2 separate regions of the Homo sapiens genome follow, and region 1 is linked to region 2. The links are chromatin contacts, found by Hi-C or POLR2A ChIA-PET in ENCODE. All regions are on one chromosome and are shown on one strand. The core of a region is the stretch at or near the end of the contact, and the rest is flanking DNA. Distances in the headings are between cores, read along the strand shown. Region 1 has its middle 38 kb from the start of IFNAR1. Region 2 holds the start of PAXBP1-AS1 (PAXBP1 antisense RNA 1).

Region 1 (5,577 bases), core at 404-2,903, 630 kb after region 2:
AGCCTGGCCAACATGGTGAAACCCCGTCTCTACTAAAAATACAAAAATTAGCCAAGCATGGTGGCATGTGCCTGTAATCCCAGCTACTGGGGAGGCTGAGGCAGGAGAATCGATTGAACCCGGGAGGCGGAGGTTACAGTGAGCTAAGATCGCACCACTGCACTCCAGGCTGGGCGACAGAGCGAGACTCCATCTCAAAAGAAAAAAAATGTTGGCAGAGAAGATGTTCTGTTGTTTTTTTTTTTTTTTAAGGTCTTGAGAAAAGGGAGGAAGTTGAAAAATTTTATCACTCAATAGCTGGATTAAATTAAACATTACGTCTCACAGTGACTCACCACCCTTGAGCCTCCCTCCCAGATTTTCTGGATACATCAAAGTTAAGAAGAAAAACCTATTTTCCTATCTTTCCAGTAAAAGGACCCTTTTTTCTAAACATAGTCCTTAAATATATAATAGGCTTTTTGTGTACTTGACTCTGTTGTCTATTCCCAAATTTTATAATACTTTTAATATTCTGGAATTGTACTTAGAGAGATTATTCTAAATGTTGTAGTATAAAAGTACATCATCCACTCTGAAATCTCCCTAAAAGAACTCCACTGCATACACGTGGAGAAGTCATCATGCCCCATCTGTGTCTGTACCTGCGGGTGTGTCTAGCATGCTCCCTAGGGAAGGGATTTTATACCATTTGCTTATATTTATTTGGCAAGCTCCATGAAAACAAGGACTGTTTTTTAACTTTGTGGCTGACACTTGGTTGCCTAAGTGTTTAACGGTGATTGAGCGGGGACGTTGACGGTACAAACACTGATTGAATTTACCACTGGAGGGCAACAAGTCACCCTGTTCAGGCTGACAATCGGTTACTATTCAATAATTCCATTCCCAGAAGATACGCCAAGTATGTTTATACAGGTGGTTTCTTAAAGTTCTGTTTGTGATTATCTCGTCTTGAGCAAATGAGGAAAGGATGTGAAGAATCTGGTGTCCCCATGATCTCACCCAGAAATGGTTTGGTAGTTACAAAGCAAGATAGAGCAGTTGAGCAAATACTTAGCCCATCTAGTCCTCTACCACTACCACCTTCGCCTTTTAATGAGCAGGACTTTGTAGTAAGCGAGTTGTTGAAAAGGAGCTCCACATACTTAGTAACAGCCTCGGAGCGGATGGAAAGAAGTAGGCATTGCTGCAGAGCTGAGATGAACCTGCAAGGAGACAGCCTTGGCCCCAGGGAATGATCACTGCACTGCGCCCCCTACTGGCCTGGCTGAGATGACTAGCTGTGATTCCCTCCTTAGTCTCACCTGTTGAAGATGGCGCAGAACAGTTACAGCCATGATCAAAAAAGATAATTAATACTTTAGTGTCTCCTGCCCTATCCGCCCCCAGGGAGAGGCCAGACCATTCAGGGTGCCAGCTGGAGGTTATAAGGGTGGAGTGTGGAGACAGTGTTTCGTGTCACTACTTCCTTTTTTTTTTTTTTTTTTTTTTTTTTTGAGACAGAGTTTTGCTCTTGTCGCCCAGGCTGGAGTGCGGTGGGGCGATCTCGGCTCACTCCAACTTTCACCTCCCAGGTTCAAGCAATTCTCCTGCCTCAGCCTGCTGAATAGCTGGGATTACAGGCGCCTGCCACCACGCCCAACTAATTTTTCTATTTTTAGTAGAGAGCTTCCTGATAGCTGAACATGCAGAGGCTGCTGGGAAGGGCATAGAATCTCTGCAGTCCTTCTCACATACCTTATCCTATGTATCTCTTCATCTGTATCCTTTGTAATAGCCTTCATAATAAACCGGTAAACATAAGTTAGTGTTTCCTCTAGTTCTGTTAGGCAATCTAGCAAATCAGTTGAACACAAGGAGGGGGCCATGGGACCCTCAATTTATAGTCATTCAGTCATAACAGGTAAAACCTGGGGCTTGCAATTGGCATCGGAAATAAGGGGGCAGTCTTGTGGGAATGAGCTCTCAACCTGTGAGATTGAAGCAGCATGGTTGTCTGGGGTAATACGTGTGGTTTGTTGCCCCACGCCAAGGAAATCGAGGATGGGGACACAAAAGGAGTGGGTTCAAGAGCGGAAGTTTAGCAGGCAAAAGAAAGAAGAGACCTTCCCTGTGCAGAGGAAGGAGTCCCGAACAGGTTTCCGGGTTTACAGCGAGATGCGGTTGCTTTTATAGATGAGCTTGAGGAAGCGGTGTCTTATTTACGTAGGGCACAGAGGATTGGTTGGACCAGGTGTTCCATTTACATAGCACAGGAAGAGGCTGGCCATCCCACCCTCATCTGTTATTATGCAAATGGCACCTCTACCTAGCCCAGGCCTTGTTGCCTGCTTTTTTACTGCACACGTGGCAACAAAGAAAAGGGAAAAGGGAACTTCAATATTGAATATACCTGACTTCCAAGTATCCCTTTCCTATTGGCACAGCTGCTGGCATTCGCCTATGCAAGCTTCCAGTTTGCTTATCTATGTTTGCAGCTTGAGTTTTCAGGCTCTTTTTGTTAGAAAAGAAATGATTTGGGGCTTCTTTTTATTAAAAGGCAAACCTTACTGAGGACTCTTTTATCCTCACTAACTGCCTAAATAAATTTTGTTTAGGTGTTGTATCAGGATCTGATGCTATCTCCAGGTAGACAGTGTCAGAATTAAATAGGAGGATACCCAACCAGTGTCTGCTGCAGAATTGATTGCCTTCTTGTTAATGGGGAGAAATCACTACGCATTTGGTCACAGAAGTCTTCTGTGTTTATTGTTGTGGCATGAGAGCAGAGGAAAAACGGTTTGAGATTTTTCCCCTCAAAAACATAGGGGAAATCTTCATGATATTGGACTTGGCAATGATTTATTGGCTATGACACCAAAAGCACAGACAACAAAAACAAAAGTAGACAAATGGGACTACATCAAACTTAAAAACTTCTGCATATAAAAGGAAATAATCAATGGAAAAGACAACCTTTGGAATTGGAAAAATTATTTGCAAAATATTTGCTTTGATAGATTAGCAGATAAAATGTGGTGTTCACATGCCACGGAATATTATTCAGCCTTTAAAAAGAAGGAAATTCTGAGGCCGGGCGTGGTGGCTCACGCCTGTAATCCCAGGACTTTGGGAGGCCGAGGCGGGCAGATCACGAGGTCAGGAGATCGAGACCATCCTGGCTAACACGGTGAAACCCCGTCTCTACTAAAAATACAAAAAATTAGCCGGGCGTGGTGGAGGGTGCCTGTAGTCCCAGCTACTCGGGAGGCTGAGGCAGGAGAATGGCGTGAACCCGGGAGGCGGAGCTTGCAGTGAGCCGAGATCGCACCACTGCACTCCAGCCTGGGCGACAAAGTGAGACTCCGTCTCAAAAAAAAAAAAAAAAAAAAAAAAGGAAATTCTGTCATGTGCTACAACATAGGTGAAGCTTGAGGACATTATGTATGCTATGTGAAATAGGCCAGCAACAAAAATATAAATACCATGTGATTCTACTTACATGAGGTTTCTAAAGCAATCTAATTTCTAGAGACAGAAATTAGACCGATGATTGCTGGCGGCTCAAGGAAGGGGAAAATGGAGAGTTGTTCAGTGGCTATAAAGCTTCAGTTTTTCAAGATGAAAAAGTTCTGAAAATAGGTAATACTACTGAATTGTATGTGTAAAATGGTTAAGATAGTAATTTTTTTTTTTTTAAGAGACAGGGTTTCACTCTGTTGTCCAGACTGGCCTCAAACTTCTATCTCAAGCGATCCTTCCGCCTCAGCATCTGGAGTAGCTGGGACTATAGGTGTGCACCACCACACCCAGCTTTAAAAAGGTCACTATTTTACTTATTTATTTTTAATTAGGGCAGACTTAACAGTAAGTGATTCATCCTTGGTTTCTGATACATTATTTCCTCCTTTTTCTAAAGGAAGTCTGCTCTCTGCCATTATTTTATCTGCCCAGAATACAAGTATAGTAACGTCTTATTACAAGCTATACAAATCCTTTTTCAAAGTGAGTGTGCAGACTGGGCTTGGCGGCTCACGCTTGTAATCCCAGCAATTTGGGAGGCTGAGGTGGGTGAATCACTTGAGGCCAGGAGTTTGAGATCAGCCTGGCCAACATGATGAAACCCCATCTCTACTAAAAGTACAAAAATTAGCGGGGCATGGTGGCACACACCTATAATCCCAGGTACTCGGGAGGCTGAGGCAGGAGAATCACTCGAACCCGGGAGGCAGAGGTTGCAGTGAGCCGGGAGTGCACCACTGCACTCCAGCCTGGGCAACAAAGTGAGACTCTGTCGTGAGTGTGCAGTTCATCACGTAGGCTTGTGTTGATGTCAACATAAGGCAAGTACTTCCTCATTGCTCTACATCAGTGAAGAAATGTGAACACCAAGGTTTAGACTGAGAAGTAGGGCAGGGAGATTGGATGGAGGTAAACTTTAAACATTTCATGTCTTAATTTCTGCTTGTTTACCCCCAAGAGAATTTTATAAATCCATTTATTTCTTCATGTTTTAATTAACATCTAAAATATTTCCTGACACGTTTAAATAGTTGCAAAAGAAATACTTTACAGTAAGTTGTAAATATTCACATTTTAAAATAAACTTGCTTTATCGCTCTTATAAATGCATTCAATGGAATCTCCTATCAAAGCAATTTGATACCCATCATTGTCTACTTTGAAATTACAGAAACTCGGCCAGACATGGCGGCTCACTCCTGTAATCCCAGCACTTTGGGAGGCCGAGGCGAGAGGATTGTTTGAGTCCAAGAGTTCAAAACCATCCTGGACAACATAGTGAGACGACCTTGTCTCTACAAAAAAATGAACAGAATTAGCCAGGTGTGGTGGTGTGTGCCTGCAATTCTAGCTACTTGGGAAGCTGAGGTAGGAGGATCTCTTGAGCCCTGGAGGTCAAGGTATAGTGAGCCAACATTGTGCCACTGCACTCCAGCCTGGGCAACAGAGCAAGACCCTGTCTCAGAAATATTTTTTTAAAAATTTTTTTAAAAAGAAACTCCAGAAACTGTTCTTTATGGGTTCTGAAACTTTACACCATTTCCTTTCCTCCTTGAATTCATATTCTTATTCCCACAAAAGTTCATCTTCATGCAGTAGATTTATTGATCATCTATCGTATATCTTTGCAACAAAAAAGTATATAAATTGATATATTTCTTTTTATATGATCATAGTCTCTGAATGTTAAAAAGAAAAAAATCTGGTTGGGTGCGGTGGCTCATGCTTGTAATCCCAGCACTTTGGGAGGCCGAGGTGGGTGGATCACGAGGTCAGTAGTTCAAGACCAGCCTGGCCAAATGGTGAAACCCCGTCTCTACTAAAAATACAAAAATTAGCTGGGCACGGTGGCAGGAGCCTGTAATCCCAGCTACTCAGGAGGCTGAGGCAGAAGAATCACTTGAACCCTGGTGACAGAGGTTGCAGTGAGCCAAGATCAAGCCACTGCACTCTAGCCTGGGGGACAGAGTGAGACTCCATCTCAAAAAAAAAAAGAAAGAAAGAAAAATAGCTTTTCTGGATTATTATTGCAATTATTAGTATACAGTTGATCAAATATTTCATAACCTTTGA
Region 2 (5,276 bases), core at 2,027-4,526:
TAGACATCCATTTATGTTAGCTTTACAGAAAGAGTCAATATTCCAACATTTTTTTTCTGAATTGCTCACATAGTCTAAATCTAATGAAAATAGAATAGCTTAGACAATATTTTAATATTCTTTCTCCTTAGAATGCACATTAATGCCAAAATAAATGTTTTAGGGCCTTTTGGTAAAAACAAACCATTATTTGGCATAAAAGACGGCTGCTGGAGGTTTTGGAAATATTATTATTCTTAGGTTTCCTAACCTTGGAGTAAAGTGTAGCAATAATTCTAAAAACTATAAGTAATACACAGTTTGTAGCTGAACATTTGACTTGCTATTATGAGTAATCATAATTAAAGAAACATTTAGAATTTATACAAGATTAGTAAGTCAGGTAACGTCACCAAAAAACACAAGCAGCTGAAAAATGCTTCCCATACAAAAACAAACATTCGCCCCACCCAACCCCCACAATATTTTAATTCAGAATTCATCAGTATAAGAATTCCACTTGTAGTAAAAAATATATGCAATGGAAATTAATACTGTACCAAGGTATAGTTTAAATACAAAAAACAACTTGAAGCAATTAAGTCCATACTGATTGAGTATAGCCAATATTATTTATACTTATTTCTTGGAAGACCTAGAGCCCCTTCTCCTTCATTCAAAAAATATATGTACCAAATATATATTTCTTATATACTGTTCTTTGCTTAAGACTTTTCATTATGTCACTATCTTTTTCCCCATCAAGATGCAATTATACTATTTAGTCAAGTTAACACTTTAACTGACATTAATATTCTACATGCAAAGAGTGAGGTCTTATGCTCTTCATTTATTGAGGCTGGAGAAAGCTTAGTAGTTTAAGATATTTAAGGGCTTATATTTGTAAGTATGCCTTTCAAACACTATTTTTAATTTATAAAGATATAATCAGTAACTAAACTAATCCCAACACTAGGATTATTTGCCTAAATCATATATATGTGTATATATAATCATATACTTTTTTTTCTTTTTAATTTTTGAAACAGGGTCTCACTGTGTTGCCCAAGCTGGAGCGCAGTGGCGAGATCAAGGCTCACTGCAGTCTCGACCTTCCAGACTCAATCAATCCGCCCACCTCAGCCTCCCAAGTAGCGGGGACTAAAGGGCACACGACGGAGCCGAACTACTTTTTGTATTTTTTGTACAGAAAGGGTTTCACCACGCTGCCCAGACTGGTCTCAAACTCCCCGCCTCAAGCGATCAGCCCCCCTTGGCCTCCCAAAGTGCTGGGACTACAGGCGTGAGCCCCCACACCTGGCATATCTTACATTAAGAAAGACCCAGTATCCAAATTAATTTTAATTTCATCCATCTGCCCCTAAAATAACTCAAACATTACTAATCTATTTTTCTTGTGGTACAATAGTCCTTTTCTTTAAATTAGACTATCAAAATACTTTTAAAAATAATACAAAATCAATCATGTATCTCACATGAAAATCTAGAGGTTGTTTACAATTCCCTTAATGAAAACACAACGGCCATAACAGAAATACTCCAACAATATTGGATAATATTAGATAATACCTACTACTATAACTGACCTACCAGTAAATATGTCAAGCAAGACACTGTATGGGTTTATGTGATACATGATACAAACTGAAACAATATTTCTTTGGAAAAAACATTTACTTTTAGAAGCAGCAGCAGAACCCAAGAAAGCAAAATCCTGCAACCAAAACCTGCATCTCCCTGCACCCCCTCAACAAAAACCTGTTAACAAAAAGTTTGCAGGAAAATAAGTTTGATTAAAAGGAAATACAAGCATAATCTGCTAGAGGAAATACAGTGAAAGGGTTGTCGGGCTCTTTTCTAAAAAATGGTTGCATCTGAATTGTTTCAAATCAAAACAGAGACCATGACAAATTGGGCTCTAACAGATGACTTACAGAGCACAGCGACAGCCCCAGACTCGAACATGAGACATTCTTCCTTATGCCTAGTTTCCACTATGAGGCTGAAAGGTGGGGGATCCAATTTGTGATAGATCCGGAATCCTTTACTGAACGCCATTCTCCTTTCTTCGGAGGCAGCCCTGCGAAAACCAAGCAAAGCAAAGCAAATGAAGCTGATGTTTCCTTCTGCAGCAAGGACTGCAAAGCATCCAAAAGTCCCTCCCCGCCAGGTTTTGATGGGGGGTTGGGGTGGGAAAAAACAGACAGCTCTGGGAGAAAATGGCTTTTTCCAAAAGATAAGTCGTCACTTAATTTTACCAAAAAGCAAGAGGAAAAGCTATCAATTCTCATACCAAGGCAAGACAAGGTTTTAGCACTGTAAGTCAATCAACGGTCTGGTTGAGTTTCCCGTTTAATTTATGCTTACTGAAAGGAAAAATTTTGAGCGTATTTCGTCCGGAGCTGTTTATCAGCTTCCTGCTTCAAGATCTGTCACTACGTTGAAAGGGAACCTATTTGGAAACTTCAAGCAGTTCCTTCGAGGTGAAAGGAGCGGAGGTGGGAGGGAAGGGTGACAAGGCTGGTTCAAAGCTCCTTAGGGGGCAGGAGAAGGAAAAGGATTATCCCACGCGACAGGCTCTCCCGGGGGTGGCGATGAAGGGCAAGGGAAAAGGCACAGGTTACCGCCGCCTCTCCTGCCCCGGGCTACCGCCGGCTGGGGGGACGGCAGGCGGGGCCGATAAATACGAATGGCCACCCGGGAAGAGTCACGACTCGGGGCACCGACCCGACTGGGGCTCCTCGGGGGTCCCGGGCAGTCGACTGCCCGGGAAAGCGGCTCCTTCTCGGAGAGACGGAAGAGCCGAGCAGCCCAAACCCTCCATTTATGCGCCAGAAGAGATACCCCGGCGCCCAGGCGGATTCGGTTCGTTCCCGCGGGCGGGCTGACAGCCGCTGTCACCACAGCCCCCAGCCTGACGCGGCACCCCGCACAACCAGTGGTCTGCTCACAACCCCGCCCGTCCTCCCGCACCCCGGCTGCTCGCGGTCGCCCCTCACCGCTCCCGCTGACGCTGCGGAGGCAGAGACTGGTCTTGGAGGCGTCCGCCCGCCCGGCTGCCCGTGGGTCTGGCCGCAGCAGCTCCCCGCCCCCCGCCGGCTTGCTCACCTCTTCCTCCGGCTCCTCCTCCTCCTTCTCCCGCAGCCGCCGCCACAGCCGCCGGGAGCGTCACTTCCGCTCCAGCAGGCCCATCTCTTCCGCATTGCGCCGCGGCCGGGGGCGGAAGATCCGCCCCGCGCGAGGGAAGGGGCGGGGCATCAGGAGGGAGACCACGCCCACTCTGCGCCGACCGGCTGGGCCTGGCACCCGCGGGCGGCCCCAGCCTCAGTCTCCAGCTACCTTTGCCTCCTGCGGCCGCCCCCAGGCAGAGCTGCGATCCCACCGCCGGGGGTGCAGGGAGAGGGAAGATCTGGCCTCCTTGGTCCTTTTGCGTGGGCTCTTCAGAGCGTGAGCGCCGGGGAGGGACTCCGGAGAAAAGCTTGGGGGGCTGCGTATTGCTGCTCCCCAAGCTGGGCGTCAGGACCAACCCCGCCGCCCCCACGGGCCTGACGGGAGAGGAGGAAGGGCTCGGGACGGTCGGCTCGCCGAGCCAACCAGGTGGCGCCTGAAGAGCTGTCCATGGTGTCGACAGCCCAGCAAACGGCACCGAGTTCCTAGTCTGAGTGTCTGGATAGGTAGCAGAAGAAAAACTAATGCCTGCTCTGGGACAGTTCTGTTCGGTGCCTTTTCTTGTGTGTTCTGGAGCTCACAGGGTTCTATCGAAGAGTGCTTAGGTGTATACGATGGAGAGTGGGACGTCACAAACCAGGATCTCAAGGCTGAGTCCAACAAAACATGGCCGTAGGGAGGCCACGACAGCTGTGGTTGTCACCGACGGATGAATAGCTTTTGCCAACCGTGGAATTTAGTAACTAAAGGCACCTAACCCTTTTATCTCATCCTCATTTTTCAACAAATGGTGCTTCCTGGCTAATATCAGCGTGTCCCATAGATTTCTGCTTCCATTGAATAGACCTAATAAGAAAGAGAATGAAGTCAAAGCCAACAGGGCAGAAAGAAATTGAAAACCTGAAGAACCCAGCACTCAAACTGTCTCCACTTGCGTTTGCTTTTTCTTTACCTCTTCTCCTTCTGGTTTTCAACAGCCAAAGCAGGATTTAAATTTGGTTATGTTGCAAAAATCATTTCCCTCTTCAGGCCCTGTCATGTGACTTGATTTTTTCGTCCATTTTAGAGAAGCTGTACCCACCCTGGTTTCAGGACACGGAACTAAATTTATTAGAAAAGAAGCCACTTCAAGTCATGAAGGAGAAACACAAAGATTCTTGGATTTAGTTCTAAGAACTAGAGGGGATTTCTATGTCAGTACTGTCTCAGAAAAAACTGTTGATATCAAATGTGTTGCTTGAGAAGTACCTTTTTTTTTTTGAGACGGAGTCTCGCTCTGTCCGCCCAGGCTAGAGTGCAGTGGCGCGATCTCGGCTCACTGCAAGCTCCGCCTCCCGGGTTCACGCCGTTCTCCTGCCTCAGCCTCCCGAGTAGCTGGGATTACAGGTGCCCACCACCACGCCCGGCTAATTTTTGTATTTTTAGTAGAGACAGGGTTTCACCGTGTTAGCCAGGATGGTCTCGATCTCCTGACCTCGTGATCCACCCGCCTCGGCCTCCCAAAGTGCTGGGATAACAGGCGTGAGCCATCGCGCCCGGCCGAGAGGTACCTTTTATGACAACTGAAATCATTCAGTTTCAAGAGGAGTTGGGTACTGAAACCAAACTTGCTTACTCCAAAGCCCAAAATCCTTTCCACCATGCCTGTGTGTCTGTAAGGCTACACTAGAAATGCTTCCTTTCTTATAGTGGGAAGCATGGGTACTAAGCTCTTTTACGAACAAGTGTTCTGCATATTCCTGGTTCCTTTTTATTTTGGACTGAGGAGATTTAGGTCAAAATTTCTGGGTTCTGGGTTGGAATTCCAGCTTCTTTCTTCAAATTAAACTGGGGGGTAGCAAGACTTATTCCTAGATTTGTTAGAAGGCCACAGCTTTTCCACATCTCATTTTAGTCATGAAAAAGACACATGCCCAGAGTTTGAAAAACATAAAGGCAATTTGACTAGTGGCTTGATTGGTTCTATCTTCTTTTTCTTGTCCCTCTTTCCTATTTATACTTCTACTTTTGTTACAGCATTTGACAATAGTTGGAAAAATTTTCACTGACCTTGAAATGTCTTTGGGATAGGGTGACTTAAAATATAGGTTAAGTGGCATACACAAACT

Evidence for each region. A loop is a pair of places that touch in the nucleus more often than their neighbours do. ChIA-PET counts read pairs that join two places held with the same protein, here RNA polymerase II (POLR2A). Pooled maps may share reads with other maps.
Region 1: a loop to region 2 is called in a pooled map, with 5 times the contacts of the local background. The contact joins the enhancer-like site here to the promoter of PAXBP1-AS1 in region 2. A Hi-C loop is called at or near these places in 8 of 50 pooled maps. POLR2A ChIA-PET finds 5 or more read pairs at or near these places in 4 of 52 experiments (CD4-positive, alpha-beta memory T cell, WTC11 and activated T-cell).

The regions. Positions count from the first base shown.
Region 1 is chr21:33,360,163-33,365,739 of GRCh38, forward strand. No RefSeq gene overlaps it. Among named protein-coding and RNA genes, the nearest start is that of IFNAR1, 38 kb to the left of the region's middle. RefSeq lists a silencer at 1,061-1,355. Within about 2 kb of position 1,654, at least 31 of the 41 ENCODE cell types and tissues checked have a DNase peak (open chromatin) inside an H3K27ac peak, as active enhancers do.
Region 2 is chr21:32,724,838-32,730,113 of GRCh38, forward strand. PAXBP1-AS1 (PAXBP1 antisense RNA 1) reads left to right here and starts at 3,277. Exons shown (of 4, transcript NR_038879.1): 1 at 3,277-5,276. SYNJ1 (synaptojanin 1) reads right to left here and starts at 3,176. Exons shown (of 33, transcript NM_203446.3): 1 at 3,109-3,176; 2 at 1,935-2,080. The coding sequence starts at 2,058. RefSeq lists enhancers at 2,382-2,882, 2,883-3,383 and a silencer at 2,848-3,347.